3 separate regions of the Homo sapiens genome follow, and all the other regions are linked to region 3. A link is a loop called in an ENCODE intact Hi-C map of the cell type or tissue named here. Cell type or tissue: mammary epithelial cell. All regions are shown on one strand. Each heading gives the region's core, and the rest is flanking DNA. Links, peaks and the distances in the headings are about the cores only.

Region 1 (10,346 bases), core at 2,474-7,473, 69 kb before region 3:
ATTCTTTCACTTGTATCTTTCTGCCCATGAAAATCTTTGCCTGGAGAATTGTGTTAAAGAAGAAGAGGAAGAAGAAGGAGAAGGTTAGAAGAAGAAGAAGAGGAGGAAGAGGAAGAGGAGAAAGGAAGGAAGGAAGGAAGAAGAAAGAAGGAAGAAGGAAGAAAGAAGAAGGAAGAAGGAAAGGAGACTTCTGTCAATACCCATCCAAGCTTAGCAGGATAGGATGTTGTGCTGTGACTCTTTCATAATGCCTGTCACTGGCCTGGTATGGGTACTGGTGGAACGTTTGCAAGACACTGGCTGTTCTAGAGTAAGGTGAGGTAGATGCAAAAGGAAGGGGTGAGAGGTCACATGGACAGCTGTCAAGGAAGGGGAAATTAAAAACAACCTTGAAAAGCCAAGAAAGCCTTTTGTGTTTGACGTGTTGTGTTTGACGTGATGAGAAATATATAACCAATTTGATTATAGGTGTGGCTCTTTGCAGGGGAGACATTGATTAGACATTGGAAGAAGTAAGGAAAAGGTAGATTTATGGGGCCTGTGAATATCAGATGAAAAGGATGGTATGAGCTGAAAATAGAAAAGCCTGCTTTTAAATCACTCTGTGAGTAGAATAAGAACATAGAGAACAGCTCATCTTTTACTTAAGACAGTCTATAAAAGCTAAGAGGGGAAGACTTGCTACTGACAGAATTAATGAGTTCTCTCTCTCCACCAGTCCCTAAGCTCTTCCACTCAGACAAGGAACCTCAGGGGTCCCAGGGAACAGGGGCCTCAGGAATAAGGAGAGAGTCTTTGACCTTGTCAAAATGCATTTCTGCCTGAATCAGGACATGGCTATTTATCTTGTGAGACAGTCCCTGGTCAGGGTGTGAATAGTTCTTTCTTTGTGAATTTTGGTGACTACATCCTTTCAGAGACAACTCCCCAAAGATGTCATTCTCCTCACTGAGAGTTATTTTCACACACACAACTGCAAATTCTGAGACTGTCTAGAGGAATTCAAATACAATCCCTTGCCAGAGCCTCAAAATCTTCTGTCAATTAATATGATGACTTGACCTCTGAAATCCACAAGCCTGTAAACAAAAAGTGGGTTTATTTTAATCTAACAAAAAACTAGCTATAACTTCCAAGTATAAAAATCAAGTCGCCTAGATTCTAGAATGCAATAATAGTAACTCTTCATTCTTGCTTCACATCTAGTTTTTTTTTTTTTTTAATTTTTATCAGCATACCCCAGACATATATTTAGAAGTTAGATACACGCTTGGACATCTATTGCTTCTGTGTTGTTTTGTAAAAAAAGGGTGAAAGACAACCCTACGGTATTGGAGTTAGTATTTTAATTTTACAAACCGAGGCTAGATTTCAAAGTTGTTTTATTTTTGTCTCCAGAAATAAATATAAAATCAGTGTTATTTGATTCTAATCTTAATTTCCTGTTTTGGGGTTTGAAAAAAAATGTCTATAACAGGGTTGAGGGTCGCTTTTCTTCTTCTCTTTGGCAAAACGCTTTTCTTGTCAGCTTGGATGCTCTTCAGTACTCCTTCTAAATTTTACTCCTACTCCAAGGGTAACTTGGCTTGCCAACTTGTTCATCAAAGCTGCCCTGCACTTCTCAGGGGAATACTAGCTCTCTCCTTCTCAGGACTCTTCAAGACTCACTGGGAAAGTGTCCTTACTGCCCTTTATGGGTCATGATTTGCCTTGATGCCCCATTGTTGGCTCAAGTAGATCATAAGCAATTCCTAGACAGGGGCCAGGCAACACCTATTATGTTATGAATTGTGTTATAAATTATGGTATGAATTGTATTACCCCCAAAATTCTTATTTGGAGTCCTAGCCCTCAGCACCTTATATGATCTTATTTTGTTTGGAAATAAGTTTGTTGCAGATGTAATGAGTTAAGATGAGGTTGTGCTGCAGTAGGGCGAGCCCAATCCAACATGACTGGAGTTCTTATATAAAAAAGGAAAACGTGGACACAGACACTGTATTAGTCTGTTCTCATGCTGCTAATAAAGACATGCCTGAGGCGGGATAATTTATAAAGGAAAGCAGTTTAATTGACTCACAGTTCCACATGGCTGGGGAGGCCTCATAATCATGGCAGAAGAGGAAAGAAGAGCAAAGGGACATCTTACTTGAGAGCCAAGCGAAAGGGGAAACCACTTATAAAATTGTAAGATCTTGTGAGACTTACTACCATGGGAAGAGTGTGGGGGAACCACCCCCATGATTCAATTATCTCCCACTGGGTCCTTCCCACAACATGTGGGAATTATGGAAGCTAGAATTCGAGATGAGATTTGGGTGAGGACACAGCCAAACCATATCTGACACCCACGGGTGCCATGTGAACATGAAGGCAGAGATTGGGGCGATGCGTCTGCAAGCCAAAAAACAAAGATTGCCAGGAAACCACCAGCAAGCAGCCGCTAAGAGAGAGGGATGGAACAATTTCTCCTTCACAGCCTCAGAAGAAGCCAACCCTACCAACATCTCCATCTTGGATGTCTAGCCTTCAGAATTGTGAGACAATACATTTTATCAAAGCCACCAGGTGTGCGGTACTTTGTGACAGCCCCAGCAAATGAATACACCTTCCCTCAATGTCTCATAAATCATGCTTTGGTATAATATTGGGAGTAAGAAAAATGTATATTCTAATACAATCTGTGTCACATGTCAGCTATATGTTACTTAATTTCTCCAAATCTTAAAATTATCACATTAAAATCAAATCACTGACAATGCTTACTTAGTTTCCTTTCCTTTTGGTGAAAATTGAGTAAGATCACCCATAAAAAGACACTTAAAGTGTAAAGCACCTGACAAATGTTAGGTATGAACATTTTCATAGATAGCCACTGAATTTCTGTTGATGGGTTGAATAAAGTGGAATTAATGTGCCTTCTGTGAAAATGAATTTAGACACGGTCATTAGTGATGACCAAAAAAAAAAAAAAAAAAAAAAGCATACTGATACTCAGCAGAACTCGCCACTTTTGTTATTTAGTGCAAATACTCTCAAGCACTGTATCTACAAGGGCTTAGAGTCTTATTTGTTGAGATTACATGCTCCAAACTTTCTTGCTCCAATCTGGTCGCCACATCAGCAATATCTAGTGTTACTAGGGCACTTGCTAGAAATGCAGAATTCCAGGCCCCACCCCAGACTTCGTGAATCAGAGTCTGCATTTAATAAGATTCCTCATGTTAAAGTTTGAGAAAACTGCTGTAAAACATGTCTCCTATGTAACTCATGTTTTTAGAACATAAAAAATCATGATTAATACTTTTTTTGCAACCAAATGCATGCAACATAGAAAAAAGTCCAAGCTTTAGCATTTGACAGCTCCGGTTTTTAATGCTACAGCTGCCATGAAGTCCCTTAATATGTTGTGACTGAAACAAGATGATTTACCTTGTTAAGCTTCAGCCTTATAGCCTATAAAAGGGGGACAACAGAATATATATATTTTTAATTTTATTATTATTATACTTTAAGTTTTAGGGTACATGTGCACAATGTGCAGGTTTGTTACATATAACAATTACATTTAACTTGCCTGGGTCTAGAATAGCATTGAGAGATACTGCATGCAAACCAAGAGACATACGTCAGGTATTAAAAAAAAAAAGTCTAGGGGTCTGCATTTGTCCAACAAGTGCCCCTTCTGGTGCTTAATTTCTGATTGGTTAACCACCGTAGGGAAAGAAAACAAATTTGTCATGGGGGTCAGTGATTTCAAAGGAGGCCAAGTAATTTTATATCGTTTGTAAATTTTCTCATTAGAAAAGGTACCTATGACTTGGATAGCAGAAAAATGTGACGCTCACTGAGACTGTGCTAAGATCCCGGAGAGGAAGCCTCTGAGTTTTTCCGCAGCTCCAATCTTCCTTTGGAAGATATAACCATCCCTGAGATCTGGCATATGTTTCGCCAACTTCTTATCTGTCTCCGATGCCGTGGCACTCACAGCAAAAGGCGACATTCACTTAGAACTCTCCGTGGGAAACACCTCTTTGAGCCGCCCCCGGTTCAGGCATCACTGAACAGAAGTGTTTCATGTCTGCCGAGGCTGCTTTCACATGATTTTATTGTTTTGATCTTTTGAGCATCTTTTCAGTGCCAACACCGTCAATACATTCTTCCGAGAGAGGTCATCAGAGCATTGGTAATGAGCTGAGCAGGAGGCCATGTCATCTGAGTAAGCTCTGGGGAAATAGAGGCACTTTGTTCCTGAAACTCACATGGTGTGACCTGCTTGCTGTGCGAAATGTTAATATTTTGCTTCGTGCTTCCTTCCCGGTGCCACTGCCAACACTCAGAAAGCTTCTGGGGAGTTTGCTGCACATTTTGTGAAGACTGCATGGAGCCAAGCCAGATGTCAATGTGTGAATCAGAGCACTTCTCTCGAATTCGTGACTGTTCACTTGATTCTTTAGCACCTCCACGGAGGCTAAAATATGCCTGTTTGGAGGTGATATTTACTTTCTTTTCCTTAGTCAGATGATAAGATTATGTGGTGTGTGGATGACGGTGGCAATGATTACCTTTTCTCAGTAACTACAGTAAGAGCTCACGTCACAACATTGCCTCCTTAAGATCCACTGGCTTCCTCACCCCTCTGATGGAAGTAGCTTCAATTTTCTCAATGAACCTAGAGGCATTGGTCTATTCTAGTCAGATGTCTTTAAGATTTGGCGAGTCTCTCTTTTTTCTTTTTTTGAAACGTTTCACTGAAATAAAACTAACCTCTGGATTCACTGATGAAATACAATTATATTTATATATGAATGAAAGGTAAATAGATGTATTTATCTATATATCATAGTTATACATGTATCTTCATACATATGAAATATAGATATATATTCATACATATTGAAATATAGACATATGTACACATTCTATATTAATGTTTTATGATACAAATAAAATCTATAAATACATATGATACAAATACAATATATACATTATATTATACAATATATAAATTTATATATAGTATAATATATAAGTACAATACAATGGTATTATTGTATACTATTGTACTTATACAATAAGTACAATATTATGTATATATTGTATATTGTACTTATACAATAAGTACAATATTATGTATATATTGTATATTGTACTTATACAATAAGTACAATATTATGTATATATTGTATATTGTACTTATACAATAAGTACAATATTATGTATATATTGTATATTGTACTTATACAATAGTATAACATTGTATAATACTATTGTACTTATACAATAAGTAAAATACTATGTATATATTGTATATTGTACTTATACAATAGTATAATACTATGGTACAATACTAAATACTATTGTATTTATACAATAAGTATAATACTATGAATATATTGTATATACTCACACAATTATAAAAAATTATATATAAATTTATTTTTATATAAATAAATTGTTCTATATAGTACAATACTATTTATATATTGTATAAGTAATAAGTACTATATAAAGTACTTTATATATTGTATATTTGTATACAATATATAAATAGTATTATACTATATATACACATATATACTGTATATACATGTATATGGTGTACTTATACAATATATAAATGTATATAGTTACATATGTATTACAACACATAAACAAACAATCAATAAGTATTGTTTGTCACTGGCCTGGCATAGGTACGTGTAATTCTCCATATAGAATTACACTGTCACTGGTCTGGAGCAGGTATTGGTGGAACATGTATAAGACACTGGTTGTCCTAGAGGAGGGTGAAGTAGTTGCAAAGGGAAGAGGTGAGAGGTCATGTGGACACTTGTCAATTGAGGAGAAACTAAAAACCACTTTAAAAAGGCAAGAAAGCATATTGTGTTTGAAGCGATGAAAAATCTATAACCAATTTGATTATAGGTGAAATATATTGCACATGTTTGATTATATATAAGAATATAGAAATGTATTATTTACCTGCATATTGTAGAATGAAATGTAAAGCAACTGACACTATACATGGCAAATGCTTAGTTCTTTTTCCTTCCTACTCTGCCCTTTGTAGGAATGTTCTAGTAAATTCCCTACATGGAGCACACATTATCATTGCTATATTTTGGAAAATGATCAGATACACAAAAAGTAACTGGAGTAAGGATGAACTAGACTGAATTAGGTGGTGCTGAGACCACAGAGCAGATATGTCTTCCAAAGAGAAATAGCACCTGGGCAAATAAAAAAAGTGAGCCATATGAACTTCAGCTTTTATCTTTCCTCAACTCTTAGGAAGTGTAGCCCAGCAATACAGCAGAGTAGACAAATACTATCACAACCAGAAACAGGCAGTTATGACAGGGGACTGCTCAATGTTACAGAGGAAGTTATTATAAGAAGAAGTATAGTTTTAATAATGATGATCCTTGCAGTTTTAAAGTTCATTTTGAATTTAAAACCAACTTCAGATATGTAGGGGAAAGTGTGCCAATGTCTGCAAGTTACTAGAAAGTACATTAAAAAAATGTGGATTGATGAATGGAGTGATGAACAGATGGACAGACATGTCATAAAGCAAGTATAGTAACATGCAAATGATAGATTTTTCCATTTATGGATATATGGATGTTTTTGGTACAGTTCTTTCAGCTTTGCTTTATGTTTGAAAACTTAGTAACAGAATGATGAACAAAGATGATTTAATGGACCTGACCCCATACAATTTTTCATGCACGTCCCTGTGAAGAGACCACCAAACAGGCTTTGTGTGAGCAACAAGGCTATTAATTTCACCTGGGTGCAGGCGGGCTGAGTCTGAAAAGAGTCAGCTAAGGGAGACAGGGGTGGGGCCGTTTTATAGGATTTGGGTAGGTAAAGGAAAAAGCGGGGTTGTTCTCTGGCAGGCAGGAGTGGGGGTCATAAGGTGCTCAGTAGGGGAGCTTTTGAGCCAGGATGAGCCAGGAGAAGGAATTTCACAAGATAATGTCATCAGTTAAGGCAGGAACGGCCATTTTCATTTCTTTTGCGGTGGAATGTCATCAGTTAAGGCAGGAACAGGCCATCAGGATGTGTACATGCAGGTCACAGGGGATATGATGGCTTAACTCGGCCTCAGAGGCCTGACATTCCTGTCTTCTTATATTAATAAGAAAAATAAAATGAAATAGTGGTAAAGTGTTGGGACAGAGAAAATTTTGGGGGATGGTATGGAGAGATAATGGGCGATGTTTCTCAGGGCTGCTTCCAGCGGGATTAGGGGCGGCATGGGAACCTAGAGTGGGAGAGATTAAGCTGAAGGAAGATTTTGTGGTAAGGGGTGATATTGTGGGGTTGTTAGAAGAAACATTTGTTGTGTAGAATTATTGGTGATGGCCTGGATATGGTTTTGTATGAATTGAAAAACTAAACGGAATAAGAGAAGGAGAAAAACAGGAATTAAATGTCTAAGAATTGGGAGGACCCAGGACATCTTATTAGAGAGTGCCTAAGGAGGTTCAGCGTAGTCCTGCCAGCAAAGATTATTTATTTACTTCAAGAGTTAAGAGCGGCAGTTTGGGGATAGCACCAGGAGATATCAGCTGTGATGGCTTGGAGAAACTGTAAACTGGCAGTGTAAACAAGAGCAGGGCATGTATGAGTAGTTGAGAACGGTGAATAGGAGTATCACTAGACAGAAGATAGTAGGGATGACAAGTTTTTTGGGACACAGTCCAAGTTGGTCTGGTGTCTGGAATAAGACTGGGGCCTAATAAAAAGGAGTGTCTATACAGGAGCTCATATGGGCTGTACCCTGTAGCATTCTGAGGACAGGCCTGAATTCTGAGAAGCGAAAGTGGTAAAAGTATTGTCCAGTCCTTTTTAAGTTGGTGGCTGAGCTTGGTGAGGTGTGTTTTTAAAAGACCATTAATCTGTTCTACCTTTCCTGCAGACTGAGGACCGTAAGGGATATAAAGGTTTCACTGAATACTAAGAGACTGAAAAACTGCTTGGCTGATTAGACTAATAAAGGCTGGTCTGTTATCAGACGGTATAGATGTGGAAAGGCTAAACTGAGGAATTATGTCTGACAGAAGGGAAGAAATGACTGCGGTAGCCTCCTCAGACCCTGTAGGAAAGGCCTCTACCTATCCAGTGAAAGTGTCTACTTAGACTAAGAGGTATTTTAGTTATCTGACTCGGGGCATGTTGAGTAAAGCTAATTTGCCAGTCCTGGGTGGGGGCAAATCCTCGAGTTTGATGTGTAGGGAAGGGAGGGGGACCGAATAATCCCTGAGAAGCAGTAGAATAGCAGATGGAACACTGAGAAGTTATTTCCTTGAGGATAGATTTCCATGATGGAAAGGAAATGAGAGGTTTTAAGAGGCAGGCTAGTGGCTTGTACTATAGCATAGCCTGCCTTTGATGGTGTGTGGTGATTAGGCCTGATGGAACTTCCATCAATAAACTAAGTGTGATCAGGGTGAGGAACAGGAAAAAAGGAAATATGGGGACATGGGGTGAATGTCAGTTTGATCAGAGAGATGCAGTCATGAGGGTCAGGTGTGGTACCTGGAATAATGTGGGAGGCCGGATTGAAGTCCAGGCCAGGAACAATGGTAATTGTGGGAGACTCAACAAATAGTAAGTACAGCTGAAGGAGCAGGGAGCAGAAAGTATATGCGTCAGGTGTGAGGAAGAAAATAGATTTTGGAAATTATGAGAGCTGTAGAGAGTGAGTTGAGCATAGTTTGTGATTTTAAGGGCCTCTAAAAGTATTAGGGCAGCAGCAGCCACTGCACGGAGGCATGATGGCCAGCCTAAAACAGTAAGGTCAAGTTGTTTGGACAAAAAGGCTACAGGACATGATCCTGGTCCTTGTGTGAGAATTCCGACTGCACAGCCCTGCACTTCAGCTGTGTGTAATGAAAAGGGTTGGGATGAGTCAGGGAGAGCTGGGGTGGGGGCAGTCTCTAAAGCTGTCTTCAAGGAATGGAAAGAGGAGTGGGGAAAGGATTTAGGATCTATGGGGTCAGCTAGGTTTCCTTTTGTGAGTTTATATAATGGTTTTGTTAGGATGGCAAAACCAGGTATCCAAAGGCGAAAGTATCCAAGCATGCCTAGGAAGGAAAGGAGTTGTTGTTTTGTAGAAGGGGTTGGGGTTTGAGAGATCAGTCGGACACTATCGGCAGGGAGAGCACATGTGTTTTTATGAAGAATTATGCTGAGATAGGTAACAGATGAGGAAGAAATTTGGGCTTGACTGAAGTAATGGGGGCTGTCTGTGAAGACTTGGTGCAGTACAGCCCAGGTTATTTGCTGAGCCTGATGGGTGTCAGGGTCAGTCCAAGTGAAAGCAGAGAGGCTGGGATGAAGGGTGCAAAGGAATAGTAAAGAAAGCACGTTTGAGATCCAGAACAGAATAATGGGTTATGGAGGGAGGTATTGAGGATAGGAGAGTATATGGATTTGGCACCACAGGGTGGATAGGCAAAACAATTTGGTTGATAGGGCGCAGATCCTGAACTAACCTGTAAGGCTTGTCTGGTTCTAGGACAAGTAAAAAGGGGGAATTGTAAGGAGAGTTTATAGGCCTTAAAAGGCCATGCTGTAGCAGGCGAGTGATAACAGGCTTTAATCCTTTTAAAGCGTGCTGTGGGATGGGATATTGGCATTGAGAGGGGTAAGGGTGATTAGGTTTTAATGAGATGGTAAGGGGTGCATGATCGGTCGCTAAGGAGGGAGTAGAGGTGTCTTAGGTGGGGAGATACAAGGGGAGGATGTGAAGGAGGCTTTGAACTGGGGGAAAAGGCAGCAATAAGGTGTGGCTGTAGCCCAGGAATAGTCAGGGAAGCAGATGATTTAGTTAAAGTGTCTCAGCCTAATAAGGGAACTGGGCAGGTGGGGATAATTAAAAAGGAGTGCTTAAAAGAGTATTGACTAAGTTGGCACCAGAGTTGGGGAGTTTTAAGAGGTTTAGAAGCCTGGCCGTCAATACCTACAACAGTTATGGAGGCAAGGGAAACAGGCCCTTGAAAAGAAGGTAATGTGGAGTGGGTAGCCTCCGTATTGATTAAGGAGTGGATGGACTTACCCTCCACTATGAGAGTTACCCGAAGCTCGGCGTCCATGATGGTCTAGGGGGCTTCTGAGGCAATCAGGCAGCGTCAGTCTTCAGCCACTAAGCTGAGAAGATCTGGGAAGGAGTCAGTCAGAGAGCCTCGGGCCAGAGTTCCAGGGGCTCTGAGAGTGGCTGCCAGGTGAGTTGAACAGTCCGATTTTCAGTGGGGTCCCGCACCGACGGGACGTGGCTTAGGAGGAATCCCAGGCTGTGGGCATTCCTTGGACCAGTGGCCAGATTTCCGGCA
Region 2 (10,346 bases), core at 2,029-7,028, 1.1 Mb before region 3:
CAGCTGGACTTAAGAATATGTGTTGAAAATTGAGGGGTCTGTGAGTCCTAGCCACCTGTCACTAACTACTCTGTGGCAGAGACAGTTGTGTGTCTCCCCATACCTATTTTCTCTGTCTTCTCAGGTACCAGAACCGCTTGCTGTTTAGCTGGGCACATGGTCGGAGCTACATGTCTTCCTTGTAGCTATGCATGGCCATAAGTCCAAGCTTTGGTCAATGGAATCTAGGTAGAAAATCAAGTCAGAATTTCCAGGATACTCCCTGAAGTTGTTACGCACTTTTTATTTCTCCTTTTTGTTTTCTTTCTCCATCCTGTTGCCTGGAGTACAGACATCACGATTTCAGGCTGTAAGATTAAGGCCAGTACAAGGGAGGGAGCAAGAAGGCGGGAAGAACAGGGTCTCTGAGGACTTTCAGGAGCAGAGCTGCCAAAGAGCCTTGGACTGCTTACCTTGGGACTTGACTTACATAAGAAAAAAAAAAAATAAACGTCTATCGTGTTTAAGCCCCATTTTTTTAAATGTCTTGCAGCCTTTGATGTTTTATCTCCTTATGGAGGTTAGTGTTTGGCAGTAACATAGCAGAGCAGCTGATCAAAGGCACGAGGAAGGCAACATGTATTTCATGGGAGCTGAGTCGAGAAGTTTTAGGTTTAAATCCTGGCCCTGTCACTCTTGAGCCATGTGACCTCAGGCAAACCCAGTTACTTACAAGCCTCAGTTAACTAGGGTTAACTTGTAGAATGGGAATAATACTACCTACCCCCAAATGGCTGTTGAGAAGTTTTGGTCCATGGAATTTAGGTGGGAAATCAACTCATAATTACCAGAGGATAACTTCTTGGCTCAGTGCCCAGTAACAAGATGCTGTGTTGTGTGTTTTTCTTTTCGAGTTTAACGTCACAGCCAAATCCTTCTCACTCAACCCAGGTCGTTAGCACTGCTTTCAGATCTATATTGAGAACTTGTTCTGTTTTTAGTGCTCATTTTTAAGCAAAATGTGTGGCTTTTTCAGCATTCAACTCTGTTGATATCCACCTGCTGATTCTTCACAAGGGTTCTTCAAGCTGGGATCCCCTTCAGCTGTGAGGCACAGAGATTCGGTGGACACCATCATCTGGGTGTCCCCTTATCATAAGATTTAAAAAAATCCTGAGGCCAAAATCATTTGGCACATAACACCAACACATGCACTGTTATGGGTTTGAGTTCTACTTTGCTGATGTCTTTCCAAACTTTCTGACTTCTCTTGGACTTGGCTTACCTTATCTTTTTTTTTTTTTTTTTTTTTTTTTGAGATGGAGTTTTGCTCTGTCACCCAGGCTGGAGTGCAGTGGCACAATCTTGGTTCACTGCAACCTCTGCCTCCTGAGTTCAAGTGATTCTCCTGCCTCTCAGCCTCCTGAGCAGCACCACCACATCTGGCTAATTTTTGTATTTTTAGTAAAGATGGGATTTTACCATGTTGGCCAGGCTGGTCTTGAACTGCTAACTTCAAGTAATCCACCTGCCTCAGCCTCCCAAACTGCTGGCATTACAGGTGTGCGCCACCATGCCCAGCCAGTTTACCTTATCTATACAGTGAGAATAATAAGATCAGCACTGTGTAGCTAAATTAGATAAGTTTATAAAGTGCCAGGCACAAACTGGTGACTCCATGTATGTGAATGTCTTTCCTTTTTCCTCATCCACAGGTCCTAAGACTTGGTTGTGGTGTAAGAGAACCAGGGATCAAACTCTGGGGTCTGGATTGACAGCCCCATGCACTTTCTTTCCTCTATACTGTGCTGCTTTTCACAGTTTTTGTCTTTTAGGAACCATACAGTATTTGGGGAAAGAGGGCGTCAAGCTGATTTTACCCCAGTGTAATGAGAAATAGGGTAGTCCACACCCTTTCCCCTGGCAGGTTCCAAACTTCAGAACATCTTCAGTTTGGCATCGATCTATATCTGTGGGGAAAGGGAGAAATCTACTTTCTTGCATTCCTTTTCACCATCTCTGAGTAAAGTATTATGAGAGTAAATGAGTTTTTGACTATATGGCTTATAATTGGGAAGAAGAAGAAAAGAGGAAGGAAGAGGGGAATGAGAGAGAGAGAGATAGAGATAGAAAAAAATATATACATATATACATTTACATGCCATATAACCATATTTTGGTCAATGATGGATCACATATATGACCGTGGTCTCATAAGAATATAATGGAGCAGAAAAATTCCTATTACTGTTATAGGAGTTATTAATAAATTATTTTAGGCAAATGGAGAGGAAAAGGGGTCCTTGGAAAGTTTTTGTTTCTTTTAAAGCAGCTCCAGAAATGCTTCTTGTCTAACAGGAAAGCCTGGGCTCTTAGAGCCAGCTAGCAAACTTTGATATGGAAATGCCAGCCATTAGAAACTGGGTCCACCCAAACTTGGTGATTCCCACCCTGTTCTTCTTGCCCTTGTCCCCACATGTGCCTGGCAACATGGCCACCCCCACATATCCCCACCTGTGTAGAACACCATGGTGCCTTGCATTTGCATATTAAAAGGCTAGGGTAGGAGGGCCAGTTTTATTCACGGGCTACATGAATGACATGCCTGGTCAAACCAATCCCCTAAACCCTATGCAAATCAGGCACCACCTCCTCCAGCCTCCTCCTATAAGCAACCACTTTTCTGCCACACAGGGGTTTTGTCTTTGTTCAAATCCCCCTCCATCTCTGTATGGGGGAGCTGTTTTCTTCTTCCTTCCTTCTTTCTTGCCTATTAAACTCTCTACTGCTTAAAACCACCCCACATGTGTCCATGTTGTTTTATCCAGTTCGGCACAAGACTAAGGACCCTGGTGTTCCTCCACTGATCGGATCCATATCATTACCTAATGATGTTGTAGCCATTATAACATCATAGCACAATGCATGACTCATGTGCTTCTGACGGTGACATTGGTGTAAACAAGCTCACTGTGCTGCCAGTCATATGAAAGTCTAGCACATACAATTATGTACAGTACATAATACTTCTTAATGATAAAATAACTATAACACTGGTTTGAGTGTTTACTATATCATACTTTTTATTGTTATTTTAAAGCATCCCGCTACTGATTAGAAAAAGTTAACTGTAAAACAGTCTCAGGCAGGCCCTTTCGGAGGGATTCCAGAAGAAGTCATTGTTATCCTAGTAGATGACAGCTCCATACGTATCATTGCCCCTGAAGACCTTCTAGTAGGACAAGATGTGGAGGCGGAAGGCAGTGATATTGATGATCCTGATGCTCAGCAGCTCTAGGCTAATGTGTGCATTTGTGTCTTAGTTTTTGGCAAAAACATTTAAAAAGTAAAAAAAAATAAAATAAAAATTAAAAAATTAAAAATAGAAAAAATTCTTCTGGAATAAGGACGTGAGGAAGGGAAATATTTTTGTAAAATGGTACAATGCGTTTGTGCTTAAGATAAGTCTTATTAGGAAAGAGTAAAAAAGTCAGAAAACTTTAAACATTTATAATTGTAAAAGTTATGGTAACCTAAGGTTAATTTATTATTGAAGAAAAAATATAGTTTTATCAGTTCGATGTAGCCTAAGTGTAGAGATTCTAATGTTGACGTGGGTTTACGGTGATGATCAAGCCTTCGCATTCACTCACCACTCATTCGTTAACTCATTCAGAGAAATTTCCAGTCCGCAAGCTCCCTTTATGGTAAGTGTCCTACACAGGTGTACCCCTTTTATCTTTTATGTTGTATTTCTACTGTACCTTTTCTATGTTTAGATACACAAATTCTTACCATTGTGTTACAACTGCCTACAATATTCAGCACAGCAACATCCTGTACAGGATGTTTTGTTTGTAACCTAGGTGCAATAGACCATGCTATATGGCCTAGGTAAGTAGTAGGTTACACAATCTAGGTTTGTGTAAGTACATTCTATGACGTACACACAATGTTGAAATCACCTAACGATGTATTTTTCAGAATACGTCCCCATTAGTATGTGACACATGACTGTGTATGTATATATATGTGTATATTCATATACATATACATACACACACACACACATATAAAGAGAGAGGAGAGAGAGAGACTCAGTCATCTAGCTCTCTGGGTATTTCAGTTTATTCACTGGACAACAGTTCTTTGATCTGAAGATTATGAGCTAATAATTCGAAGCCACAGATAGTCCAAACTCACAGAAACAGCTACACAGGAAACACTTAACAGGGGGTTGAAGAACAGGCATAATGTTCTAAGTAGGTGGCCCTTGGAAGTTTACTTCTGTTCTCTAGTTCTTAATTTCCTCATATGTAAAATATAGTAATACAATCTCAGACTACCCGAGTCCCCAGGACCTTTAATTTTTTTTTTTTTTAAATCTGTGCCTAAAGCTGGTTATATGGAGCTACCACAAATTGGTTGAATGAATGGATGGGTGAGTGGGTGAATGGTGATAGGGAAGGCAGCTGCCTCCCACCTCATTCCTTGATTGCCCTTAGAAATGCAAATGAAATAATAGAGACATTTGTTATCTAGAGAATAGAGAACAGCTTCTTGGTGGGAACAGTCTGGATAGTTTTCTTCTCTCTCTCTCTTTTTAACCCTTGGTCAGCAAGTCTAAAGAATGGCCCAGAACTACTTGAATTGGAATTATCTTGTTAAAAGTAGGGATTCCCTGGCCTTACCATATGCCTGCCAAAGAGCGTAAACCCTAACATGGGCTAGAAAATATTCATTTTCAACTGTTGTGATTTTTAACTATTGTAATTGAATTTTGAAGACAATGTTAATCCTTGAGTTTACCAATCTTGGGATGATCTGAAATCCTGGCTTGTCCCAGAGATTCAACTATCAATTTTTTTATTTGTTTCTGTTCACGAATATTCCCAACACCCTGGGGAGAGAACCAGGAGGATCCAGCCTCTGCTAAATTAATACAGGCATTGCAGCATCTGGAAACAGCCAGCAGGAGGCATTGGATGCTCACATATTCTATACCTGCCTGTCTCCCTCTTGTCCTAAAATCCTTATTAATTTTTCTTTTACAAGTAGGAAAAATCAACCTTGAAGACTGCTTTCCTTAGAAAAACTTAAAAGTAGTATTTTCCCTGACAAGATGAAATTTCTTGTCTTTTAAATCAAATCAGCTAATATCTATCTTCATCAATGTTTTTATTATACGTGGAGGCTTAAGACAGAAGGACCCACTTTCTAAATAGGGCCATCTTTTCCAGTTTCATTCTTTATTTAGGGGAAGGAGAAAAACTCATGAGTTTATTTTATGGAAAGCATTGCACTGTTCTCTGTGTATCAGCCTCCGAGAAGGTATTGACCTTGACAGACTGTCCCAGTTGGAACATGTGTCTGTCTTCTCCAGGCTTGGAATGGTTTTCTAAAGAATATTTTTCGATAGATTGTTTTTAGTATACAAAATCATATGCTACTGTAGAAAGTTATAAGACACAGATATGCAAAAAAGAAGGAAATAAAAATTACTATACTGTTACCACAAATAATCCAAATATACAAATATTTGATTATAGTCAAGTCACTCATACACATACACAGACACACACACAATCACACACACCTCACATCATAGATATATAGCTTATAAATATACAATCACTCCTTGTACCCTATTTTTTACCTGCTTTTTCACAAAATCACATGCTATCAACATATCCATGGCAATGAATGTGCTTCAACATCATCATTTTAATGGCTTCCTAGTATTTTCTCGCATGAACGCCCTCTCCTGTTTTCAAATGATCCCATCGTCAAAAATCAGAAACAACTTGAAGGATCTGGGAATGTTATCAAGCCACCGTCACGCACAGTCTTTTTTGTAAATCCTCATGCATATCTTAATTAGATCAGGTCTGCTATTCTTTGGTAGACATTTGTAGTGGTTCATAAGTATGCCTAGGCTGATTCATAAGTATGCATAGGTCTGCTGGGCTGTTATTTCTTTCTCTCTCTCTCTTTTTTTTTCTTTTTTGAGACGGAGTCTTGCTCTGTCGTCCACAGCGCCCAGGCTGGAGTGCAGTGGGGTGATCTGGGCTCCCTGCAACCTCCATCTCCCGGGTTCAAGTGACTGTCCTGCCTCAGCCTCCCAAGTAGCTGGGACTACAGGTGCCCACCATCATGCCCAGATAATTTTAGTATTTTTAGTAGAGATAGTGTTTCACCATATTGGCCAGGCTTGTCTCAAACTCCTGACCTTGTGATCCGCCTGCTTTGGCCTCCCAAAGTGCTGGGACTACAGGTGTGAGTCACCGTGCCTGGTCTGGGCTGTTATTTTGAACAGACTGGGAATGTCATAATTTGCTGCTAAGTGTTTCTTTCCGGTAAGGTGTAGGTTCGAGTGTGTATGAGCAGGCCTGGGCGACTTTATATCAATGGACTTTTGTGGGGTTTCGATTTGTTTTCTTTTTCCTGCTGGTGTCTCTAGATTGCTGTCAAGGAAACGGAGTGCCCATCTGCCCATTTCTCTGTGCCTTAACCAAGGTGGGGAGCAAGATGGGAGGAAGAGGATACAGGTAGTTGGAGCTGGCTGCTGTATTTTACCTGTGTGCTTTATGATTCACCGGTCACCAAGCACATCAGACAAGCCACTTCATTCCCAGGTACCACCCCCTTAGAATATTCTCTTCCCTCCAGGATGCCAGTGCAGGATGGGAGGGGTGAGAGGTGCAGGTAGGTGGAGAGGTGCATTTGATACTAAAGACCCCAACACAATTTGGTATCATCTACCTTGAGAGAAGACAATCTTGTTTAGGCCTGACTGGGAAGTTGAATGAAAACTTTTTCTGTAGAGGGATTAAGGCTGGGTGCTCTCTCCCTGTGTGAACTCGTATTTCCCACTTTCACTTTTGCTTTTGCCCAGTTCTCCCAGCTGCTGGGTGGGACATGCTGAGTGCTGGTTTTGTACTCCCACATGCTCTATAGTGAAACTTTCAAATGCCTTTGCTGATTACATAACTCCTTATGACTCCATCGCTTCTTTGGTGTTTCCTCTGGACAATGTCTCCATTTTTCTGCCTCATTCCAGTCATTCTATCTAGACACCAGCTTTCTAGGGAAGTTCTGTGGGACTTTCCCTGAAATAATAACCCTCCCCAGTGAATACTACATGCTTTTTCTCAAACTTTAATGGGCTCCTGTTAAGTGCGTAGTACCAGAAAATAGGCTATGAAGAGAGATACAGGAGAGGCATCAAAGGTGGCTTTTGAACCATTCATTCTTTCCACTCATGTTTTGGGGGTAACCAATTATATGGAATTTAGTTGAGTGAATACTAGTGAGTCACCATAAGACTGGCACTGAGGTAGACTTATACCCATTGCACAGATGAAGGAACTCAGGCTCAGAAAGATCTGTGCTTCATGCAAAGCTGCACAGCTAAGTAGAGAGCCAGGATTCCCATCCAGCCACCCAGCCTCCAAAGCTTTGGACAGTCACAGATCAGGCTGTACCCTGGGGCAACTGGAAGGAATGGCATTACTAGCTAATGTCATTTCAAATAGGCCATAGTTTTATTGAAATAAAAACAAAAAAGAATGGAAATAACAGCCCAACAGACCCATGCTGACATTCCCACCACTTAGGTGACAGAGAGCCCCGACTCACCTGTGGCACTATTGATGCGAGGCCATGACCTAGGGCAGAAAAGAGAACCAAGTTAAATGTCCATTGCTCCACCTCCACCGACCCCCCGCCACATAGGAACAGGCAGTCATCAAACGTCATTGTACAAGTCAGCCTCTGAAGCTGCTTTATGTATGTACTATTGTAGACCTGAAGTCACATATTATTCTATTATATATAGAAATATTGTACATATTTCTATTTTCTGGAAAATAGCATGTAGAAGAAAATAAAAATTGACACCACAGGTTATATGTTGGTTATTCTCATGTAAATAGCTGTATACGTACCTGAAGATGTATGCATACATTTAAACACATATAGGTAGTGTTAAATCAAGCTTAGCCTAAAGCTGCCTCCTTACATATTTTAAGTTCTGCCTAAAGGTTTCTCTATACATCATGAACTATAAACAGATGGTAGCCTATAGTTGTGGCAATCACCGAGTTTTGGCCAATCAAATGTAGCCAACTGTTCGAACTGTGTTCAAATCAGGCAAACGCCGAGCTGTAACCAATCCAGCTGTTTCTGTACCTCACTTCCATTTTCTATATATCACTTTCCTTTTTCTGTCCATAAACCTTCTTTCACCACGTGGCTGCACCGGAGTCTCAGCCTCCTCTGGCTGGGAAGGCCACCTGATTCTCAAACCATTCATTGGCCAATTAAGCTCCTTTAAATTTCATTCAGCTGAAGTTTTTCTTTTATCAGTATAAATATAAAAGAGCCCAGCATGGTGGCACACACCTGTAGTCCCAACTCCTCAGGTGGCTGGGGTGGGATGATCACTTGAGCCCAGGAGTTCACGTCCAACCTGGGCAACATAGCAAGATCTCTTGAAAAAATAATAATATCAAATAACGTGTAGGATTTTGATGTTACAAATATATTCTATATCTTCAAATGTTATTCAAAAACAAAGTATTGATTATCTACCTCAGTGGTCCTCAACCATTTTGGCATCAGGGACCAGTTTCCTGGTATTTCCACAGATGGGGGTGGGGGATGGTTTCGGGATGAAGGGAAGAAATTGTTCTACCTCAGATCATCATGCGTTGGTAGGAGTCTCACAAAGAGCGTGAACCTAGATCACTCTCATGCACGGTTCACGGTAGGGTTTGTGCTCCTATGAGAATCTAATGCTGCTGCTGCTCCGACAGGAGACAAAGCTTAGGCGATAATGCTTGCTTGTCCACTGCCCACCTCCTGCTGTGCCCAGTTCCTAACACACCACAGACCAGTACTGGTTCGTGGCCTGGGTGTTGGGGACCCCTGATCTACATGATATTTTGAAGGGGCATTTAGGTTTTTGCTAGTCCTAACTATGTAAAATGCTGCTGCTGTGTGTATTTATCATTTTAAACCTCATCTCTGAATCTTTCTTTTTTTTTCTTTTTTTTTTTTTTTTTTGAGACAGAGTCTCTGTCACCAGGCTGGAGTGCAGTGGTACGATCTCTCCTCCCAGGTTCAAGCAATTCTCCTGCCTCAGCCTCCTGAGTAACTGGGATTACAGGCACGTGCCACCACGCCTGGCTAATTTTTGTATTTTTAGTAGAGACGGGGTTTCACCATGTTGGCCAGGATGGTCTCGATCTCTTGACCTCATGATCCACCCACCTCGGCCTCCCACAGTGCTGGGATTACAGGCTTGAGCCACCACGCCCAGCTTGAATCTTTCTATATAGAGATGTTATCAAGCACAATGAAGGGGTCAAATAATGTGAACACTCTGGGCCCTTTGTTGCATATTACTCAGTAGCTTTCTGGATGAGCTGCACCAATTTATATTAATTGATATTCTTATGCATGGAATGTGAAGTGCTCGTCTCACTGTATCTCACCACCATTAAATCCATACCTTATAACCAGTTTGCCTACATGGCACTTGATTCCGCATTTTACCCATTTCACTTCCTTGATGACTAGTGAGATTGAATTTCTTTTTTCCCAAAAGGTTTTGGGCCATTTATGTGTCTTCTTTCGTAAGTTATCTGTACATGTCTTTGCCCATTTTTTTTCTTTTTTTTTTTGAGACAGAGTCTCACTCTGTTGCCCAGGCTGGAGGGCAATGGTGCAATCTTGGAATCTTGGCTCACTGCAACCTCCGCCTCCCACGTTCAAGCCATTCTCCGGCCTCAGCCTCACAAGTAACTGGGACTACAGGCATGCGCCACCACACTGGGCTAATTTTTTGTATTTGTAGTAGAGATGAGGTTTCACCATGTTGGCCAGGCTGGTCTCAAACTCCTGACCTCAGGTGATCCACCCGCCTCAGCCTCCCAAAGTGCTGGGATTACAGGTGTGAGCCACTGTGCCTGGCCTCATTTTCTGACAAGGTCTTTGCACAGCCACAATCCAACCATTGGATGGGATCCCTTTGGAAACACTTTTTCCCTAGGTTTTGGGCCATGCTTTGAAAAGCCCCGAGGCAGTGGAAGGCTCCCGAGGATGCTACTTCGGTGAGCTTACTTGTTTGTGCCTTTAATAATCCCAGGCCTCTGCATTACACCTTTCCTCCAAGGCACTCAACGTGCGTCACAGGAGCAATTAATTGAACATCGCAACACACGCCAGGTGTAAATATTTATGAGGTCTCTTCGGTGTCTGGGACGTTGGGCACAGAACAGTGAAGCAGTAAGATGTTTGTAACCAGGAGACCACGGTCTACAAGTTGAGTCTGACTTCAGCGTAACTTACTGCCTTCTGTTCAC
Region 3 (10,271 bases), core at 192-5,191:
TCCATACATTGGCTGTAATTTCTTTCTTTATGCTTAACATGTGGCTAACGTAGAGTCTTGTAGTTATAATAGACTATTGTAAACCTATATGTTGTTGTTTTTACCATTTGACTTTAAATCTTCATACTAGAGGCCTGAAAGATTTACATAGCACCATAATATCACTGAAAACTTCTGAGTTTGATTTATGCATTTATTTCTATTGGTATTATACTTTCATGTGTGTTCATGATAGCAATTACATCTTTACTGAATATAGTACTATTGGCTGGCGTTTTTTTTTCTTTTGGCACTTCTAATATATCACTTTACTCTCTCTTGGCCTATAAGGTTTCTGTTGAGCCCCTGTACATGATTTCATGCTTTTCTCTTTAGCTTTTGGAATTATCTCTTTATCTTGTCTTTGACTTTTGGCAGTTTCATTATAATGTGACCTCAAGGGTAACTTTTTGAGTGCTATGTCTTTGTAGACCCTCACTTTTCCTGGATCTGAATGCCCATATTTCCCCAAGACTTAGAAAGTCTTTACCTATTATCTTATTAAACTGGTTTTTCATGCCTTTCTCCCTTTCATCTCCCTCTGACAATTCTATAGCATGAATATTTGTTTGCATAATGTTGTCCTAGAGGTCTTATAGTCTTTTTCATTCTTTTTAAATTGTTATTTTTTTTCTTTCTGACTGGGCTATTTCAAAAAACTTGTCTTTAACTCTAAAAATTCTTTCTTTTGTTTTATCTAGATTGTTATTGAAGTTCTCGATTGCATTTTTAAAATTTCTATTTTTGAATTATTCAGCTCCAAGACTTTTGTTTATTTTTATATAATACTTATCTCTGTTGCATTTCTCATTCAAATAATGAACTGTTTTCTAATTTCATTGAAATTTTGTTTATGTTCTCTTGTATCTCACTGAGTTTTCTGAAGATCATTATTTTAGAATTGTTTTTCAGGCACTTTGTAAATATCTTTTTCTTTGAGTTCTGTTACTGGAGACTTATTGTGCTCCATTGGAGATGCTATTTTTCCTTCTTTTTCCATGTTTCCTGTGTCTCTATGTTGATATCTATGCATCTAGTGGAAGGGTTGTTTTTTTCTAATTTTATGGAGTACATCATATGTGGGTCCTGTGGGTTCTTTGGGTATGGTGCATTGGCTTTGGTTTCAGTTGGACTCAGTAGTGTGGTCTCCATACAATTTCTTCTATTGTGATCCTCATTGGTGGTGTCTGGGATTGCCTCAATGACTTAAGCTACAGAAGTTCGTGATAGTGGTGACATGTTTTTGCTGGGGATGAGGGCACCAGGTTGGATTTCTAGCCCAGTGTAAGTGGGCATGGAGAGCCAACAGGCCATCTGGTGAGCTCTCTTTGTGGAGCTGGGTTACCACTGGACTGACTGTCGAGCTATGTATACACAAGCAGGCTGGCTAGTTGTGTGGTAGTCTTTCCAGAAAATCAGGGCAAGTGCGGTGGCATGGTTGACTGTTCAACAGCTTCCCTTCTATGCAGATCCACCAGTTTTCTGTGGAAAGGTTGTGGAGGTATTGTATAGATTTAGATGCTAGGATCTCAATAATTCTGTCAGATCCAAGCTGTAGGCAGCCAAGAGCATGGTGTTCCAGACATTCACGGAAATGTGATGGAATGACAGCAGGCACTCAAAGCTGAAAACAGTCAGTGGCCCCTGGTCCCCAGAGCAGGATACGCTTTAGTAGTTTGTCCGGTTTCAAGATGGCGCTGTGCCAGATCAGCTTAAGAGTGGAGGCAAAGGGTGCTCAATGTGGGCTCCTTTTCTAAGACAATGCAGCCACAAAACCTCTCAAATACTCTCCAAACTGGATTGGAGGCCTGTGAAGAATGGGAGACCCTCCTGAATAAAAGGAGGAAACAGTAGAGGGTTCTGGGGGAAAAAAAGACACAGATGGAGCAGCAAAAGTTACTGATAGATATCAGAATTCAGTCAAGAACTGAAAAAAACAAACCAAACAAAGTTTGACATAGAAGTAGGGAGAAAGATTTTATTGCTGTGTACAAAAGTTTCTCATTCTCTTGGAGACATAAGGGAACAAATTCCACTCTTGTGCCTTTTTCATAAAGCACGGAACTTTCAGGCTATAGACACAAACTCTTGGCCAGCACTCTCTCTAGTGGTGGACCTATGAACTACCCCTCTGCACTTTTCTCAATTCCATGAAAATGCAGAAGACATCCAGTATTTAATAGTTGTTTATTACATCTGGGGAAAGAGAAATACATCCATAATATTGCATATCCACATATAAAATATAGATGTATTCATATGTATAAAAATCCATACATATATATTATATATATCATACAAATATATTATATTATATTTATATAATATATCCAATATTTTGGATATGTGTGTGTGCATATATCATGCATATATATATATATATATGTATTTCCAATAAAGAAAGTAATTTCCAATAAAGTAAGCATTTCCAATAAAGACAAAATTATATCCATGAGATCCCACCTAATAGGAAGAAGTGGCCCCTGCAGAGAACAAACTTGCAAAAATGTTCAGGGACCCAGAAATCAATGATAAGGGAAAGGATCTGGAACAGGCAATGTATAATTTGCTACCTTGAATTCTGATAGTTCACATAAGCAGTCTATGCCTCAGTTTCCTTAACTGATCTATTTGGATTGATCATATGTCCCAGCTTGCCTGGGACAGTTTTGGTTATGCCAATTGTCCCATATAATTATTAAAAATTCTGATTTTACTCTCTAAAGTGTCCCATTTGGGTGATGAATGATATGGTCACCCTAGTTATGTGATCCAAGGGTACTTTTTATATACTTTCATGGGGAGAAACGATTAAGCATGGAGCAATTGAGGTACAGCCAGGGGTCAAGTGCTTGGTACTCAGTGCATTTTTAAACTAAGGTTTTGTCTGTGGAGCTAATTTCACCAATGATCGTTAAATGTCTCTTTGTATCTTCAACATGTTATGAAGATGAGAGAATGGAGAGAGTATAAGCTCTGGATCTTATCAAATTAATAAAGTTAATACTACCCAGAAAGCAGGAAAACCCTCTTGTATTACACATTTCTTTGCATTTTCTGGCCTCTTGAAATCCTTAAAAACATTTAAAATCTTTCACAAATAACTGAGAAACATTGACAGTTCCACTATATTATAAAAAGGTATGGAAAAGGACAGAAAGCAATGATAACGAATGCATCATAATTTGGGTTTGGGTTAAGCTGGGCATTCCTACAGCCACGCATTTTATTTCTATAAAAATACACATATGAAACAACTTTAATGTCAAATAACAAGTGATTGGAGGAGTGATTATAGAGCATCCATACAATGCAACATATTGCAGCCACTAAAAATGATAGCATGCAGTTATATTTATTGACATGGAAAAGAGCTCATAGCATACCATCAAGTGAAAAAAGCTATTGCTGACAAGCAGGTGCAATATTATTGTAAATTTATGTACAATTACATAATATATAGTTGTATGTGTTTACATGGTTTAGAAATGTCTAAAGTGTTCATCCACATATTAATAGTGATTATCTCTGGGTGGGGTGATTGCAGAGGACTTTTATTTCCTTTCTATTTTTTAAACAATGAACATGTTTCCTTTTAAAAAACATAAAACATACAATTTACATGAAATTACAAAAGGAATTTCTCTTAAACTATAATTCAGAGGTTGAAATACTTATGCACAGATGATGAGAATAGGCATTGATATACGAAAGCTAAATAGTCAGAACCTACACACAATTAGAGCTCTTTCTACCGTCAGTATCTGCGCCTTCCTGTAGCCCCATTTCTTGTAACTACCCCCCCAACACCACCAAGAAAAAACAGACCCTAAATGTAGCACCACAATTCCTGTGGTGCCAGTCTTAAAAAAGGTGCCAAATGGCCCCGTCCCCTGATTTAATACCTTTGTGCAAACCTGTCCCATCTCATGTGAGCTGGACTTGGTGACTAACTTCAGTCAATAGAATTAAACAGAAATCACATGCGTAAAATAGAAACTAGGTCATAAAAGTAGTATGACATCACCCGGAATCTCTCTATTGCTCTAGTTGTCATGTCAAAAAACTACTTAGACAGACTATGAAGAGATACATAGGGTGAGAAACGGAGGCCTTCAGCCAACAGCTGGGAGAAGCTGAGTCCCATCAGCCATTCAAAAGACTGCAGCCCCAGCCAAGAGTTTGATGTAACCTCAGGAGAGACCCTGAGCCAGAACCACCTAGGTAAGCCACTCCCGGATTCATGACCCACAAAATGATGTGGGATAATAGATGTTTGTTGCCACATGCTGGTAAATTTTGGCAAAATCTATTACAGAACAATGGATAATCAATACAGTTTTAAACTTATTTGAGAAGTTCTGTCTCAGGAACAAGTAGCTAAGGAACCCTAATCTCAGCCAGCCTTTCCTTCCATGCCAGGCTCACTTGCTTCTGCACTGATAAAAAGATTCCTTGAATCAGCTGTTATGTGGTGGTTTTTTTTCTTTAATATCAATCATGTTTCTTGTTCTTGGCACTTAGTATCCAAGTCGGATATCTCAAAGACAAGTGACAGTTGTTTTTAGGTTGAAACTTTGCCTGAAATAGGGATTCCAGATGCACTGCTTGTTCTGATCTCTGAGTCCTGACTGTTCTTGCATTTAGTTGGTACTTCCTGAATTTTCTGGGCAGAGACCCATGTACTACCTGGACATCTTCCTTTGGCCAGTGATACCACAGTACACATTTGTAAGCACCATTTCTCTAAAACAGTGCAAGTGGGGGGAGCATTTATTGACTGTCAGTGTTTTAGATATGACTTAATTTAATTATTCAAAATGCTCTGAAAAGTATTTTCATTTTATAGACAAACATTGAAGGTTCAGAAAGGGTAAAAAAATGTCCTGGATTATGGAGTTCGTAAATGCAAACTCATATTTTTAACTCATACATATTTGACTCGTATACGCATGTACTTAACCCAAATAATGCATGGTCTCCCTAACAAATAGTTCTTTGTGGTAAGCCAAGGGGGAAAAAATCTTTCTGACAGCCTCCTTAGCTGCTTCCCTGAGATCCTTTCACCTGTATATTCATTCCTCTTCAGTGGTCATGATGTGTCTGGAGTTGGTTCCTTCCGGTGGGTTCTTGGTCTCTCTGACTTCAAGAATGAAGCCGAGGACCTTCGCAGTGAGTTTTAAATCTCTTAAGGGTGGGACGGACCCAAAGAGTGAGCAGCAGCGAGATTTATTGTGAAGAGCAGAAGAACAAAGCTTCCACAGCGTGGAAGGGGACCCAAGCGGGTTGCCGCTGGGTCCGCGGCTTCATTCTTGAAGTCAGTGAGACCAAGAACCCACTGGAAGGAACCAACTCCGGACACAGTGACAAACCTGACCACAGCAAGGAAAACATTACTATTATTCATGCCACTGGCAGGTGGGGTCTGGAATTGTTTTGCATGACACTTTCCCGGTAGATGCTCCTCCTGGGCCTATTCTAGTATATCACTATGCTACCTGTCCACCAAAGTTTATCCACGTGCAGCTTCTTCCTCAGCTTTACAGTAGGGACTCTGTTCCCCTGCTAGGACGGAAGTCTTCCATGTCCCAATCACCTGATTTAAAACTCTGACAAGCTATATGGCCAAGTCCTTTTCCTGGGTGGGTATTGACCTTGGCTTCCAGACACCTTTCCCCCTTGATTTATTTCCAAGAATGAACAAAGAAGAGCAGATCAGGTACAAATAGACACAATCGTAATATTGTCACTGACTGCAGCTTCTGTGTAGTTCTATCCCACACACTGTATTCATTATCCCTTTATCATCTTGGGGTCATTTTCATCGCATTAAACCCCTAAACTAATTGTCCTAAACTTTAGTGTGCATGAGATTCACCTACTCCACTACTTCTTGCTTCTACGAACTTGGAGAAGACAAAGTTCTTATCTAATCCTCAGGTTCTTTTTGTAGTGGTGATTTTTAATGAGAACTATCCTATAATGTGGCTATAAAAATTAAATGAGATAATCCATGGGAAGCATTTGGTATGCCTCAAGACAAATAGCAAATGATAGTGTTCTTTGTTATTAAAAGGCACAGGTGGGGACTTCAGATGCCCATTTTTAATAAGCAACTCTAGCGATTACAACACAAATTGCCATTAGAGCATACTATAAGAATTACTAACAGAATATAACTAAATCTTGTTTGGTTATTTTGATATTATTGATCTTATGCATTCTCTAGTTTCTCTTCTCCTTAACCTTTGCATCTAACTCACCAGGGAATGTTCTCTCTCTTTTCAGAATTTTCCGCTTTATTTCTGAGATGCTAAATGTCTCTCGCAAGAGATTTTATTTATTTTTTATTTTTTTTATTTTTTTCAGACTGACAACCTGGCAATAGTGACTGCATGGAAAGTGGCCTGCAGCTCTAACCCATATTCCATCAGAGCCCTTTCCTCTAGAGTTAGTCCATAATCTGTATTGGCTGTTGTTTTTTCCATATCCACTCATATAACAAATATTTCAGGATGTAAAGTACATCTTTTTCTGGAATAAGAGCCCAAAGATTATGAGCTACTTGTTAGTCATGGAAATGTCTGTGGTTTAGTATTAAATTTCAAGACAAACAAAAGGCACTTCCATTTTGGTTATGATGGATAATGGATTTTGGAATTATTCTTTGCTTGTACAAACAACAGTGGCATGAAAAATGGGACAAATAAATGGAACTAGTTTAGGTCTTGGCAACAGAGATCTCAGAATGCATGTTGTTTTTAAATGTCAGAAACATTCATCACGATAGCCCTTATATTGGAAAATAAAATGTTACAATAATCTTTAAAATTAAAGCAAACATAGTGACTATAATAAAATTGCATTAGAAGCCAATTAAATATTTCTAAAAAATACCCAAAATATTTAGTAATAAGTTGGAAAAAAGCAATAATCTGTAATAGTATTATTTATAATTAAATCAATATTAAATACTAAATAATGCAAGATAAAATAATAATTACATATAATTTCCAATAGTATAAAATGACTATAATATTTAGATAAAATTTGTGGAATTAAGCTGAAGTATTGCTTGGAGAAAAATCTATAACTTCAAATGACTTGATTAAAAAAGAAGAAAGGTTTAAGATTAATAATGTAAGTTTAAACATTAAGAAACTAGGAAAAGAAAGGTAAATTGATATTAAATAAAAGGAAGGAAATAATAAGGATAAAAATAAAAACACATATACAAGAATAGCAAATAGTCAACAAAAACAAAACGTCATCCATTGAAAGGACCAATAAGATTAATACACCTCTAGATTAAATGATCAAGAAAAGAAAGAGAGAAAACGCAAATTATCAATATCAGGAATGAAGGAGAAAACATCTCCAAGAATTCTAACAATATTACAAGAATCTGAAAAGATAATTATGAAATCTTTTGTGCCAATAAACTCTTCAACTTAAATTAAATAGAAAAATTCCCTAAAGTCATATTCTCAAAACTGTCTCAAGACAAAATAGAAAAAGCTGTGTGCCTATTAAAGAAAGCTAGTTTCTAGTTAAATATATTTTAGTCAAGGAAACTCTAGGCATACATAGCTTCCTTGATATATTCAGGCAAATATTTAAAGTACTGCATATCTGTTTTTAAGAAGATAGAGAAGGAAGCACTTTCCAATTCATTTTTTGTACTATCATTACTGTGACAGCAAAACCAGACAGGTATTACAATGAAGGAAATCTCGAGACGGATCTCTCTCAGGAGCAGATGCAAAAATTCTTAACAAAATAAATATTAACAAATCATATCTGATAATAGACTGTAATCAAGTCACATTTATTCAAGGCATGCAAGGTTGGTTTAACATTGCAAAGTGAATCAATATACATTACCATATTAACAGATTAAGAAAATAATGTATTTAGTCATTTCAATAAATGCAGAAATATTATTTAATACAAATTCTCAGCAAACTTAGAATAAATGAGGACTTCCTCAGCCTGATAAAGACATGTATAAATAATCTTCAGCTAAGATCTTATTTAATAGTGAAACCAAAATAAAAAACAGGAAAATAATATCCATCCATTAAGAGGGATATTGCTTTCCCCATTGTGTTGGAGCACCTGTCCAGTACAATAAGAAAACAAACAAGCAAACAAATAGTATGTGTAGTTTTTGCAATAACATAAAGATGATAAAGGTTAGGAATAAGCTAAGGGATAGATTTATAAGAACTTAATAAAAAGTATAAAGCATTGCTGAAATAAATTTAAAAACTCAAATAAATGCAGAAATATACCATATTCACAGTTTTGAAGATTGAATATTGTTCCTGGGTTGGTTCTTTTCAGAATGATAAATAGATTTTGTACAACACTCATAAAATTACAGTAGAGTTTTGCCACAGTGATTTGAAAGTCATATGTTCATTGTAAAAGTCATGTATTAATTTCAAAAGTTATAATTGCCAAAACTGTTTTAAAAAGGAAAAAAATTGAATTTAATATAAAGCTTCAGTGATCAAGGGAGTGCGAATTTTGCATAAAGATAAACAAATAATAGATTAACGTAACAGATTATAGTTTCTACAAATATACCTATAATTATCAAGTTAATTCTCAACAAAAGGCAACAAACCAATTCAATGAAGAAAATTAACATTTTAAATAAGTTATGTAGAATCAAATTGATAGCCCTAGGGAAAAACTATTCTCAACCGTTGGTTCATCCTAGGTGCAAGAGTAAATTTGAATGGATCTGATGCATTAATTTTAAGGTTAAAATTATGGTTTCTAGAGGAAAACAGGAAAGACATCTTTGTGATCGAGACAAAGTAGAAAAAGACTTTTTTGAAATCACAGTTCCATAAAACATTAAAAAGTGATGAATTGAACTTTATAAAAATTAAATTCCACAGTTCATCAAATGAATCTTTATAAAATTAAAATGTATCATTAGCACAGATATCTGAGAAAGGACTTTTTCCAGAAAAAAAGAACTCCTGCAATTTAAAAAAAGGGGAATGATACCTAAAGCCAATAAGCACATTACATTTTTTAATGTGCTCAGCATTATTAGTCAAAAGGGAAATACAAATTCAAATCAAATTATGATATCATACAAATCCACAGGAATAGCTAAAGCCACTACACCAAAATGCTGATGAGAATGTGGAGCTATAAAAACTGTTTTGTTTTTTTTTTTGAGAATGTAAAACATTATAAGCATTTTGCAGTACTCTGGTAGTTTCTTACAAAGGTAAATATTCAGTGATCAAACTATTCCACTACTAGTTATTTAAACAAGAGAAACCAAAACAAATACCACAATAAGACTTTTATGAGAATGTTCAGAGCAGCTTTATTCATAATATAAAAATAAAACTAAAAATAATTCAAATATCTATTAACAAGACAATGAATAAATAAAGGATGATATATTTATAAAATGAAATACCATTCAGGAATATCAATATTTGTATGAATGAAATGACATGGGTGAATCTTAAAAACGTGATGTTGAGCTAATACATTCTGACCAAAACAGTACGTATTGTAAGATTTCATTTATTTGAAATTCTATTATAGGCAAAGCTTAATTTATGGAGATAGAAATCAGAGTAGCAGTTGCCCCTGGGTGGGAGTTTGAAGCCAGACTGCCTTGGGATGTGGCAGAGAGTCCAGGCTTTCCGAGATGTTGCAAATGTTCTCTTCTGACTGGGGAGAGGTTATATGAGTATATGCATATGTTAAAACATATTGCAATGTAAATTTAAATTCTGTGTATTCCACTCTATGTAACTATATTGGTGTACTTACTCTGTCATAAGAGAATACCATAGACTGAGTGGGTTAAACAACAGAAATTTATTTTCTCACGGTTCTGGAAGTCAGAAGTTCAAGAACAAGGTGCCTTCAGAGTTGGTGTCTGATGAGGCCACTCTGTCTGACCTTTGCTGTGTGCACACTAGGGAGAGAGAGAGCTCTAGTATCTCTTCCTCTTCTTCTAAGAACACCAGTTCTACTCAGTTAGGGACCTACTTTTATGACCTCATTTTACCTCACCTTCTTAAAGACTGTACCTACAAAAATCAAAAAAGAAAAAGAAAAAAACTTTATCTTCAAAAAAGTCACACAGAGAGCTAGAGGTTCAACATATGAATTTAGGAGAGACACAATTTAGTTCATGGCAGTAACTTATAGACTTAAAATGGAAAAAAAAGGCAGCGAAAAGATAC

The links. Hi-C counts contacts between places; a loop is a spot of excess contacts. Peaks named below come from ENCODE experiments on the same cell type or tissue, not always from the same donor. Only the 100,000 strongest peaks of a DNase experiment are listed, where the experiment ranks them.
Region 1: it touches region 3 in a loop (10-fold over the local background); 4 of 110 quality-filtered maps call a loop at or near these places.
Region 2: a loop joins it to region 3, with 5 times the contacts of the local background. A loop is called at or near these places in 43 of 110 quality-filtered maps.

Annotation. Positions count from the first base shown.
Region 1 is chr4:11,646,841-11,657,186 of GRCh38, forward strand. All of the region lies in intron 2 of LOC107986178 (a long non-coding RNA gene), which reads left to right. Among named protein-coding and RNA genes, the nearest start is that of LINC02360, 120 kb to the right of the region's middle. RefSeq lists an enhancer at 3,343-4,542. In mammary epithelial cell, for the core only: no CTCF peak of the experiment used is centred there; no DNase peak of the experiment used is centred there.
Region 2 is chr4:10,577,310-10,587,655 of GRCh38, forward strand. It overlaps CLNK (cytokine dependent hematopoietic cell linker), which reads right to left. Exons shown (of 19, transcript NM_052964.4): 4 at 7,618-7,646. Among named protein-coding and RNA genes, the nearest start is that of CLNK, 100 kb to the right of the region's middle. RefSeq lists an enhancer at 1,085-1,134. In mammary epithelial cell, for the core only: a CTCF peak has its summit at 4,957 (motif pointing right); a DNase peak (open chromatin) is centred at 6,982.
Region 3 is chr4:11,718,353-11,728,623 of GRCh38, forward strand. The region is part of intron 2 of LOC107986178 (a long non-coding RNA gene); the gene reads left to right. Among named protein-coding and RNA genes, the nearest start is that of LINC02360, 46 kb to the right of the region's middle. In mammary epithelial cell, for the core only: a CTCF peak has its summit at 2,150; no DNase peak of the experiment used is centred there; H3K27ac peaks cover 386 bases.